Linked DNA regions of Homo sapiens: regions 2 and 3 are each linked to region 1. A link is a loop called in an ENCODE intact Hi-C map of the cell type or tissue named here. Cell type or tissue: tibial artery. All regions are shown on one strand.

Evidence for each region. Hi-C counts contacts between places; a loop is a spot of excess contacts. Peaks named below come from ENCODE experiments on the same cell type or tissue, not always from the same donor. Only the 100,000 strongest peaks of a DNase experiment are listed, where the experiment ranks them.
Region 2: a loop joins it to region 1, with 3 times the contacts of the local background. A loop is called at or near these places in 9 of 110 quality-filtered maps.
Region 3: a loop joins it to region 1, with 2.7 times the contacts of the local background. A loop is called at or near these places in 4 of 110 quality-filtered maps.

The regions. Positions count from the first base shown.
Region 1 is chr9:115,512,713-115,516,712 of GRCh38, reverse strand. No RefSeq gene overlaps it. Among named protein-coding and RNA genes, the nearest start is that of DELEC1, 370 kb to the right of the region's middle. In tibial artery, no CTCF peak of the experiment used is centred here; no DNase peak of the experiment used is centred here; H3K27ac peaks cover 4,000 bases.
Region 2 is chr9:115,034,459-115,038,458 of GRCh38, reverse strand. TNC (tenascin C) reads left to right here. Exons shown (of 28, transcript NM_002160.4): 20 at 79-198; 21 at 2,218-2,361; 22 at 3,125-3,255. Among named protein-coding and RNA genes, the nearest start is that of TNC, 82 kb to the left of the region's middle. RefSeq lists an enhancer at 1,874-3,073. In tibial artery, no CTCF peak of the experiment used is centred here; a DNase peak (open chromatin) is centred at 2,464; H3K27ac peaks cover 4,000 bases.
Region 3 is chr9:115,339,253-115,343,252 of GRCh38, reverse strand. All of the region lies in intron 4 of DELEC1 (deleted in esophageal cancer 1), which reads right to left. Among named protein-coding and RNA genes, the nearest start is that of DELEC1, 200 kb to the right of the region's middle. In tibial artery, no CTCF peak of the experiment used is centred here; DNase peaks (open chromatin) are centred at 1,632 and 2,771; H3K27ac peaks cover 2,814 bases.

The DNA of each region.
Region 1 (4,000 bases):
TCTGGATATTTAATTTATACAAAGTGATGTTTTTGCGGATAAGCATACGCTTATGAAACCATCAATCACAGTCAATGCCATACATTTACTCATTGCCTCCAAAGCTTTCATCTCAATCCCTTTGGTTCTATTTTGGGTTTTGTTGTTGCTGCGGCTGCTGTTGTTTTCTTTTGTGATAAAAAGCCTTAACATAAGATCTGCCCTCTTAGCAAATTTATACTTTTAACCATATACAACATCTCAATGGTCCTCGACACTTTTGTAGAAGGGAGAGTTTTATTTCATTTCACAAAATCAGGTCACTCATCACATATTACAAAATTTATGATATGCCCCATGCCTTGTGCTAAGTGCTAGGGATGTAGCGCCAAGCACGTCAGACCATGACACCCTGGCTTTTGTCTAGGCTTATGTTCTAGCAGAGATAGCAGGAATTGACACAAATTATTATACAAGTGTTCTGTCAACATCCTATGGAGGTTGTAATAGGAAGTGCAAACTTCATTTGGGAAAAATATCACAATGTCTCAGGAAGAAGATTTTTAAAGTGGGTGATTTGCATCGAGTTGCCTTGAAGGTCAATAAGGAATGATAGAAAAAGGTAGAGGCACGCAAGCATATTCATCCCAGTCAGATTCATCCTAATCCATCTCAGGTAGCTATGAAATATCTCTTACTGATCCATTAAATTTCTCTGTAAACCTGTCTTCTTGGAAAATAAAAATTGTATGCAAGGAATGTGTGTTATATTTAATAGTTGTTTTTAAAAATGCCCTCAAGTTGTACAAATAATCCTCTGAAAAGTTATTCAAACCAGTAACTTTTCCTTTCTAGAAATAACATGTCATTAAAAGTAACTGGTCTATAAGCCAGGCAATAGTGGCCAATGCCGGTAACCCCAGCACTTTAGGAGGCCAGGTTGGGAGGATTGATCGAGCCCAGGAGTTTGAGACTAGCCTGGGCAATGTAGTGAGACCCCATTCCCGATCTCTACAAAAAGTAAGTGGTCAAAGAGCTTCTGTCTGATTTAATATGAAAGTTAAAGAAATAATATTTTGTTATTACACAGCTTAAACATCATTTTCTTACAGATAACATGAATTTAATCTTTAACATTAAAAAGTTTATGTGTTTAAACAATTAAAAATGAAGGTACAATGGGATATTTTCCCCATCAAAATGACAGTACTAAGAAATATTTAAAAAAATCAATTATGGTAAGATAATTTTTAAAAAGGAACACCTGCTGATAATTTATACCAATACTTTTTTGGAAGAATTTATTAAAAACTTGCATTGCATTTAACTTTTTATCAAATACTTAGTTTAGGCACTATCCTCAGATTTATTTTCACATCTGTATAAAGATATATGCCTAAGAATATTCACTGTAACATTTTTATAACTCTGAAAAATGGAAAACTGAATGTCCAATAGTGGAAAAAAGATCAGATTAATTTGAAAGGATTCTTCCTGTAAGAACAGTGCAGCCTTTACAAAGAATAGAAATTTTCTGATAAATAATATTGGGTGAAAATTATTAAAAAGAATCTATGCACTTGTCTTCCTATTTTGTGATCCCATTAATGTCTAAAGGAACTCCAAATTACATGAATATACATTTACATACTGTATATTGTATGTGTATGTATATGTATGTATGTGTGTATGTATACGTTTTTCACCAAAAGGCCTAGAAGTCTATTTAGAGTAGTGAGCAGAAGGTAACGTGTACTTTTTCATCTATGGATTTTAGTAAACTTTAAATAATTTAAATAAGTGTATATTCATGATGTACTGTTTAAATTGTTTTAAAAAGTAAAGCATGACCTATACCTCCCTGGTTGTCTCTGTCCACCTCTGGATGTGAGACAATACAGTCTTGTTTATGTGGGGCCATCTCTTTCTGGCAAGCAGAGGCAGCTTTTGTTTTCTTTAATTGATGTGATTGTTTTTTAAATCCTGTTACTAAGACCTGTGGGTGCCCAATAAGCATCTGTAGCTCTAAATCTAAGTCATCACTCCTTGCAGCCCCTCCTTCAAGTTCCTGAAGTCCCAACACAGTCCTGTGCCTGGGACTAGGACCACTCCTCTATACTCCTATGCTTGGAGAAACCCAGCCTTTTCCCTTTGTTCCCCAACCCTGGCACCCTGCTTTCTACAGTTTCCTTTTGTTACCTCATTTATCCCTTTGCTATTTTTTTCTTTTACTTCTTCAACATTAGATTTCCTATATTAAATTTTTTCTATTAAATTCTACATGTTAAATTTTTTTTAAATAATTAAAATGATTAGTTGGTTTCTGTTTTCCTGATTGGTTCTTTCCTAATACAAACTCAAACTTGTACGAATGGGTGAGGCTACTTTGTACCAAAGTTTGGAAATAGGCAGTCATGTTTCTCTGCCTCAAACATCTGAAAGAAGGGCTTGGATTCCTCTTTGGTTTTCCTAATTTCAAAGGCTAAGAACACCTGGAGATGGGCAGGCTCAGCTGCCTAAAGGTGAGCCTGAACTCCTGCTATTCACCCTCTGTCCCCTGCTCTTTATTCTGTGTTTCTAAGGCAAGTACTATTTTCCATGCAGGTAGTGAGGTGAGTGCAGTATAATCAGATCTAATACTCCTCACAGTAGGTCTGGAAGCATAGATTTGCTGGTCAGGTTATCAGAGGACAATTGACTTCAGTTCCCAGCCACATTCTCCAATTCTGCCTTATAAAGAAGCCTCACAAGTTGGAAACTATCGAGCCTCTATTTTTATTAGCTCCACGTTTCACTCCTGCTTCTTTCTTACACTAGTTACAGCCTGAAAAGGAAGAATATGAAGTGATTGGTGCCCTTAATTTCCAAAAGGAAAAATAATAGTAAAAAGCAGACAAAGACTAGAAGAATAATATCCCCCCCAAATACATAAAGAGCTGCCCTGTCTGGATGATTTTTATAGTTTTTCTCTTTTATGCCTCTCTGAATTTCATTTATAATGAACTTGCATTATATTTCTGTTAAAGATAAACTATAATAAAATTCAAAAATGAGAGGAAACTAAATCTAGAAGGAAATTACACTACAGGTGGAAAAATTGAACTCTCAAAAGCATGAGATTTATAATCAAGTCATGTTGCCTCAACCATACTCCTAGTTTCTTATAGATCCTCTAGGCCAAAAAGAGAAATAATGGTCCAAAGAGTACAAGAAGAAATTGAGCAAAGCAAAGGTACAAAAATGGTTCATTGAAAAAGCATAAGCAAAGGAGAATAAGCAGATAGAGGGTAGAAGGAGATGTGAGCTGGAGAAATGAGGGGTAATGAGAGGAGAGGAAAGAGCGTAGAGCCTGTATGCGGTGACATCTGATCTGCCACCATCTATGGAGATTTCCACAGAAAAGGAGGTTGGCTACTGGCTCCAGCTGGCAGCTTCTTCAATCTCACTCTCATGTCAGACATCTGTCAGCACTCTGCAAGGATCATTGGAAATCAGGCCCATTCACAGTTAGTCTTGGACCTCCTCGAGTCTTCCCACCCCTACCAGCTACTGAAAAGGAAAGGGGAAAAATGTTATAAAGTTTCTCTAGCCAAAGCGAAAATAACCAAAAAAAGAAAAAGGAGAAGGAGACAGCATCAACAAAGGAGACGTGTTCCCATGACTCCTCATTGTCAAAGGCTTTATTCATTCATTCATACCCCAAATATTTCATGAGCACAACTGTGTGCCAGGCAGTGCAGTAAGTACATTACTAATGCCACATTACATGTCCATGCAACGGGTTACACATTAGTGATGCCAACCTGAGCAAGGCCCTGTTCATGCAGCTCTGTGCTTCTCCCCCCAGACAAGCTACAGCTCCTGGGACTGCAGTCCACTTGTACCTCTCTTAAGATCCTCCCTTTCCCTGAGAGTGAAATGGCTAAATATCCAGGAAAGGGAAAATAATACAAGGGAATTTGTCTTCAATTTGCCACCCTAAAGGAGCCACATATCTAAACAGCAGTGCTTTTGCCTGCCT
Region 2 (4,000 bases), 480 kb after region 1:
GCAGTGTGGACAGCAGAGCAGCTAGAGTCTGATGTCCCACCCAATGACTTCCCTCCTGTCCACCATCTTTCTTTGCAGCTCTGGATGGCCCATCTGGCCTGGTGACAGCCAACATCACTGACTCAGAAGCCTTGGCCAGGTGGCAGCCAGCCATTGCCACTGTGGACAGTTATGTCATCTCCTACACAGGCGAGAAAGGTAAGGTTTTGTCCAAGTCTCTCCTCACTCTAAGGAGTGTCTTTCCTGCTGTAAACTCTTCCCATTCGCTCTTCTCCCTGCCACATTTGGTACAGGATGATAAAAATGCATGGGTAGGTTGAAAAGGCCAGTAATGTTCATGTGGCTCCCAACTGAAACCTCAAGGGAGTCTGGTAGGTCATTTAAAATAAAAATAAAAATACATCTCCAGCCTCTACATGTTTTCCTGGCCCATTCCTCCTCTCCTGTTAGTATCTCTGCCTACCAGTGTGAGACACCCCGTTTAGGAAACAGTTGTCATCTTTTACAAAGAAGAAAACCAGAATCTAAAATCTTAACCAGACCGCTTCAGGCCATACTGAGCAGTCTCAACTTTTCAGAGACCACAAAAGAAGCTAGTTTTAGCAGATTTAATTAAAAAGTCTGAAATTTTAAGCCAGGTACAGTGGCTTACATCTGTAATCCAGCACTTTGGGAGGCCAGGGCAGGTGGATCACTTGAGACCAGGAGTTTGAGACCAGCCTGGCCAACATGGTGAAACCTCGTCTCTTCTAAAAATACAAAAATTAGCTGGGCATAGTGGTGCATGCCTGTAGTCCCAGCTACTCGGCAGGCTGAGGCAGGAGAGCTGCTTGAACCTGGGAGGCGGAGGCTGCAGTGAGCCGAGATCGCACCACTGCACTCCAGCCTGGGTGAGAGAGGGAGGCTCTGTCTCAAAAAAATAAAAATAAAAAATAAATAAATAAATAAAACAGAAATGTTTTCTTGTTTGGCAACCATCAGTGCTAATGTACCCAGTTGACAGATTAAACACTTGTTTAGAGCACCAGCAAACTACAGCTGCCAGAAAGTAAAATCAAATATAAGTAAGAGACTGGAGAAAGAGAGAGTGCTTTTCAATGAACCCCTCCATTTTGTAATGAGCTACTCTAGAAATAATTGTGTAATTTCAATTTCCAGGTATAGGTAAGTTTCATATTTTATGGTTTGGTATTGTTTTGCTCTCAGTGACAATATGAGCAGGCACCAGCGTCTGTGCCTGGAGCCTCTGAAAATTTTCATTCAGTTATGGTAACCAACTAAGAGAGGTCTTTTTGAGGACAGAGCACAGGTAGGGGTGGGGAACTGATGGGGAGGAGGGATGTTGGGTTTATTCTTTTTACTCTTTAATTCTTAAATAGTCCCTGTGAGCAAACTCTTCTGAGTCAGGAAAGATGGTGTTGCACCTAAAATGAATCAGGTATAGTTCATGGGAACCATGGAGATTGTAGATTCAGGGCAAACAAGGGGCTTGGTTCAGAAGAGGGGGTGGTGCTCACAAATGATGAGGTAAGTTGACCAACTTGTCCCCGCTTGCCTGGTACTGTCTCAGTTTTAGCACCAGAAGTTCCACACCTAGGAAATCCCGCAGTCCCTGGCAAACCAGGATGGTTGGTCACCTGTGAATAGGAAATAAACACATGCCCCCAAGCAATGTGATCAGTATTGCTTTCCACCACTGGACATGACCCAGCAGGCCTGAGAGATAGTGGCCAGGCTCTGGTGCAGCTACTGCTGTCCAGTTTTTGTGACCCCTCAGCCTAATGACTTGATGACACTTAGTAAATTATAAAAGGGCATGTGAAAAAGTGACAAAGAGAGGAGAGCATGCATCAGGACAAATTAAGCATGGGCAGCAGGCTTGGGGATGTCCCCTCCGACCGTCCTCTACCTCGGTCTCAGTGGCAAAGCGATTCCAGCCAGTACCATGTGGGAAAAAAATCTCCTGACCCCCAGTTCCCCTTCCTTCTGATTTGGGGCCTGGAAAAATTAAGTCTCCATATGAGAAATCCTTTACGTATGAGGTGAGTGCTCAAGAGAGAGAAAGAGAGCGTGAGTCATTTCAGAAATCAGACCTGCTTTTCCGCAGGGTCACTGAAAGTTTCGATGTTCGAAGGAGGTGTGTATGTGGTTTGCCAAGCCCACTCATGGCTCAGACAGTGAGAGGTGACTGCCTTGGTATGTGTATTTCATGTTTAGTGCCAGAAATTACACGCACGGTGTCCGGGAACACAGTGGAGTATGCTCTGACCGACCTCGAGCCTGCCACGGAATACACACTGAGAATCTTTGCAGAGAAAGGGCCCCAGAAGAGCTCAACCATCACTGCCAAGTTCACAACAGGTACAAAGACACTGAGAGCTGGAAGCTCTCCCTTCTGGGGTGCCCACCCACAGCCTGCATCTTAAACAGGAACCGCTAGCCAGTTCTTCTTTCTTAAGTCAGGGCCTTGCAATGTGATTACATCAGCATCACTTAAATTCACCAGTGCCCACTCAGTCAAGGCCTGAAGAAACACACTATTTCCTTTTGAACTGAAATGACCTTGGTCTCCCCACGGGGAAGGAAAAGATTTTAAGAGGAGGGCTTTGTAAGTGGAAAAACAGTTCCCACTGGCCCTAAACCTAGTATTTAATGATCCACGTTCCAGGCAGGAAAATATTTTTGAAGAGGCATATTTTTTAGGCAATTTTTCCTAGATGTTTGTTAGGTTTCTATACATTGAGAGCTTTTTACAAACTATAGCAAGCAGGGAAACAGAGGAACCATCCTCTCTGTCAGGGTGAGTATTGATATTAGCATTCATCCATCCTCTTACTTAGAAACAAGGGGCTTGATAATGATGTTCACAGCTGTATACTTCTCTCTAAATCCAACCAAGGCCAGTTAGAAACATCCAGCCCTTAGGATGAGATAAACCATAGAGAATTTGTCTTTGGAGATCATCTGGCTCAACCACCTTATTTATACAGAGGAAGTTCTTGCCAAAGGTCACGTAGTTCAGTGGTAGGGAAAGGACTTGAACCCAGTCTTCTTGATACCCAGCCCGAATTTCTGCCCTACATTTGCTGATCTTATCCGATATTAATCATCCTGTCTTCTCCAGACCTCGATTCTCCAAGAGACTTGACTGCTACTGAGGTTCAGTCGGAAACTGCCCTCCTTACCTGGCGACCCCCCCGGGCATCAGTCACCGGTTACCTGCTGGTCTATGAATCAGTGGATGGCACAGTCAAGGTATTTTAAGTATATAACAACTCCTCAATGCTAGTTGAAGCATTTGCATGATCTTCAAAGTATGGAAGAATTACCTGATGCTGTTTTTCTACCCCAGTGCATCTGGGGAGCTGAAAAAAAAAATTAGTAGAGACTGGATGGCATGCCAGACCTTCTGAATCATACTCTCCAGCCTCTTTCATTTTAACCAGACTCCAGTTCTGATAGGCAGCCAAGATCAAGAACCACTGCTTACAAGACTTGAGGACATTTTAGGAGCTGGAATCTTGATCCTTTAATATTTTGTTGAACAAAGGCCAAAAGGTTTCTCTGCATGTTTGCCATATGTATTATCTCACAGATGGTATCTTTATATTATATATTGTAATATGTTTCACCGTGTTCTTATGATATCAACTGTTAATACCATTTTTATCCAGTGTTTATATTATTTATATTCGCTACCCAAGAATTTTCTTTCTTTTACCTTTTAATTTGAAATAACTTTAGATCTTCAAACAAGCGAAGGAGATTTCCTAAACTTTACCTTCCAAACTTGTTATTGAATTTTTCATTTTGGTTATCTCACTTTATATTTCCAAGATCTTTTGCTTGTTCTCCACACATTGATCTTTTTCTGGCATTTTGTTTGTGCTTCCTATATCATCATCTCTTTATCTCTAAGAATATGTTGCTGGTATTTTATTCTATATCCTGCACAGTGTTTGTTACAAGTTTCTTTGTTTTGCTGCTGTTGTTGAGTTTG
Region 3 (4,000 bases), 170 kb after region 1:
AAGAGATATCAGGGTGACCTAATGTTCTTGAAGCTGTCAGGAACTGGAAAACTATTTGCTAGAACTCTTCCTCCAGTGATGTGTGTTCTTTTGTTTGCTTTTCATTGCTTTGCTTATTCAGTGTCTATGCATAAACTTCTGTTCTTATTTCTTGCTCATAATTCTTTTTAACATGACAAAGTATTTACTAAACAATATTGTGCAGAGTGAGGAGTGCAGAAGTCAAAGATGGAGGGAAGTTCTTTAAAGGCAGTATTCATTTTTATTGCAAGTTTGTTTTCCAGAACACTTTTATCAAATTTAACCCTTCCATTCCTGCATGCAGCTGTCAATTCTTTCTGGTTTAGGTATTTGGAAGATCAGTTTGGCTTCCATGCTATCTCTGTATACACAAGCCTTCTGGCTTGTCATTCGGTGAACGCTATTTTCATGTCATCCTCCACCTTTCTTTTCCCCAGAGATGCAGTGACCATCTAGGTGGGCTAAATCACAATCAGTTACAAATATCATGATATAGCGTCCATCTCCAGACCAGTGGTTTTTTATAGCATTATCTCTCTTCTTCCATGGCTTGCCACAATTTTAAATTCTTCTACTTTAATCAAAGGACCACTGAATGGTCTTTTGAGGATTGTGGCACTTCTAGGAAAATCTGCACCCAGTTTCAGGTCCATAACAAGATTTCGTGGTGCTAAGTAGGAATATATCAAAGTCTGTGGTTCAGGGTTATAGCTATTTCCACGTTCACGGAAGATGGAGTAGATTTTATTTCTTTTTTTTGTTTGTTTGTTTTCTTTTTATCATTTTCAGAAAACTTAAAGGAAAGATTTATCAGTCTTTAATCCAATCAAGTCTCTTTGAGTGCTTCACAATCCCCATGTTAAGAATTGATCACAGTGCCCATGTAAATTGCATTGCTCTGCTTCCAGCTAGAGAAAAGCATGTGAGGAAGGTCTAGAGGCTGCACCTGTACATTTAATCAGCTTCCTTTAGTGAAAGATGATCATTTTGAAAGACATATTTTGTATTCTGTGTTTAAACTAGGACTTGAAAGAGGAGAAAATTGACCTATAGTTAGTTCATTATGCCCTGCTCTTTGCTAGTTCTCTTCTTTGAACAAACCCCACTACTCATATCACTTAGAGATTATGACTCTTTAAATCCTCTAAGAGCTCCTCCAGTGCCTAGCACAAGGTGTACCACCCAGTACACTCAAACAATGGGAAATCAAATGAAATAATTCCAGAAATTTACTGTGCAAAACAAATCCCACCTTTGCAAAGCTAAAGCTCATCTTTCTCCGAAACCTCTCTCTCACTCCTTACAGTTTCTCCATGCAGGTTCCCTCTTTCTGGAGATAAACTGAACAGAGGAATCTTGTTTGCTATATTTTTTGCAGGCAGCATCATGTGAAATAGGCACAGTGAAATGATTTCAACTGCAGCCCTTATTTTTCCATTTTTGTTCAAGACTCGAGAGTCCAGCTTGCCCAGGCCTGAAGCAAGAATGAAAAATTAAGTAAAAAGTTTAAAATCATGATGCTCAGAATCTCCATCCCAGGCCTGGAGGCAGCTCCTGGAAAATATGTGTCACATTTTTAAGCAAGACTCTCTGCTCCCTCCTTTTTCTTTCCTCCAAGACTCTGGAGCAAGCTTTGGGTGGGGCTCCTCTTCTCCCTAGAGGAACAGGCTGCTATTTTGGGGAATCTGATTGGGTTTCATGTTAACTGGAAACTTTGCCGCAAGGAGTGGCTCAAGGTCAAGAGAGACAGCTTCCACTTTGCTGTGTATTAGAAAGACTACCCATACGCAGGTGCTTTGGCATCAAGAAACCTGATTTAAATCTCAAATCCTGGGTCTGCACTTTCTAGCCATTTGACCTGAGTCAAATTACTTAAGTTGTCTGAGCTTCCATTTTTCTCATCTGTAAAATGGGTTTAATAAAATCTGTATCAGATAATCATATACACATGACAATTAGCATAGTTTCTACCAAAGAAGTACTCAATAAATGCTAAGTCATATGCAAAAACACACACTCTCTTCCTCCCTCCCTTTCTCTGTCTCTCTCTCTCTCACACACACACACACACACATGCACACACACATACATGTATGACCATCATTCACTTGGTACCAGCTGTGTCCTTGAGCCAACTCTATGAATTGGTTTTTAGGACAATTATTTTGCAGATGCAAATGATAAAAGTGAGACACAGCAATGTCAAGTAACCTGCCTGAGGTGGCATAATCAGGAAGTGAAGCAGTGAAACTCATATTTGAACTCAGATCTCTGATTCCAAAGCCCGTGTTCTTAAATGGTCTGACTGCTTCATTTCAAATCATTCACCCAACATATCCCAAATTATCTTCTCAACCCAAACCAAAGTACCCAAAGTGCCCTTACCTCAGGTTGATAAAGGGGCATTGCAAGAAAAATCACACATTGACCAAACCTCTTCTCACCACACACCTCCCTTCTCTGTTCCTCTGCAGGGGTAGCACTCTAAGTCCTCATCAGCTGTCTCTTTAATAAAAACTAAAGAGGACAGAGGATGAGGTCTGCGTTAGGTGCCCAGGAAGAAATGGTGCCAGGATAGTAGAGGGGCTTGGAAGGGAGGCAAGGACCATGAAAAAATTGAGGACCGAGGGCAGGTCCCCCTGTCCCCCTGCTGTTACTGGGCCACCTTAGGATCTGGGACTGTCGGCAGCTAAGCAGGCAAGACCAGGGCCCTCCCTGTCTGTCTCTGAGGTCATTCCCCAAGCACTCCACAGCCCTGACTTGCCAGGGATTAGCCCTGTCTGTAAGGGAGGTGCTGCCCCTGCCTGGCTCTGTGTCCTCTGGTTCCAGACTTCGAGCCAGTCCTAGAACCGACTAAGTTGCCCACTCCTTGCAACTCCTTCCACACTAGGTATGGACCCATTCTGTCTATTTATCTATTTGCGTCCATACAGAGAATCAATTTTATCTGCATATCCCTGGCACATAGCAGAGTCGGTGCTTAGTAAATGCCTATCTGTCTGAAGGACATCAAGGTATGGAGAAAAATGTCTTCAGAATTAAAAACATGGATTTAAATGCTAACCCTGGCCAGGCGCGGTGGCTCACACCTGTAATCCCAGCACTTTGGGAGGCTGAGGTGGGCAGATCATGAGGTCAGGAGATCGAGACCCTCCTGGCTAACATGGTGAAACTCTGTCCCTACTAAAAATACAAAAAAATTAGCCAGGCGTGGTGGCGGGCGCCTGGAGTCCCAACTACTCGGGAGGCTGAGGCAGGAGAATGGCGTGAACCCAGAAGGCGCAGCTTGCAGTGAGCCGAGATCGTGCCACTGCACTCCAGCCTGGGTGACAGAGCGAGACTCCATCTCAAAAAGAAAAAAAAAAAATGCTAACCCTCCCACTCAGTCTCTGTGACACCTTGGGTCATTACAATGTCTCCATGGGCCTTTTTCTTTTTTTTTTCATTTGCAATTGGAACTGATAATTCTTCCAATTCAATACTGCTGGGTGGATCATGTGAGATAATGCAAGTGAGAGAAGCTCATAAACTGTAAAGTGCTTACCAATGAGTAATTCTCAGGAAGACCAAGTGTCTAATGTCCCATGATTGGAGCAGCTATCCTGATCAGAGACTCATTTTACAGGTGCATGTGTGTCTTGAACATTTGTCTTATGCTTTCTGTGTGCTTAGAAGTGGTTCCTTACATCATTATTATAGTACACTGCATTTATCCATCATTCATTCATTGATTCGTTTGTATTATTTCATTCAGAATATGTTTATAACTTGGTATTTTCCAGGTTCTGTGATAAGTTCAAAAGATACCACAGTGAGGAAAGCAGACATGGATTTTGTCTCTTGGTGCTTATGGACTAATGGGAGAGAAGGGCATTATATAGATAGTAATTCAAATATTTTATTATAGTTGTGATAGTGCAAAAAGTGAAAGATACAGAAAATCAGAGCAGTATATAACAGAGCATAAACTGTGTGTGTG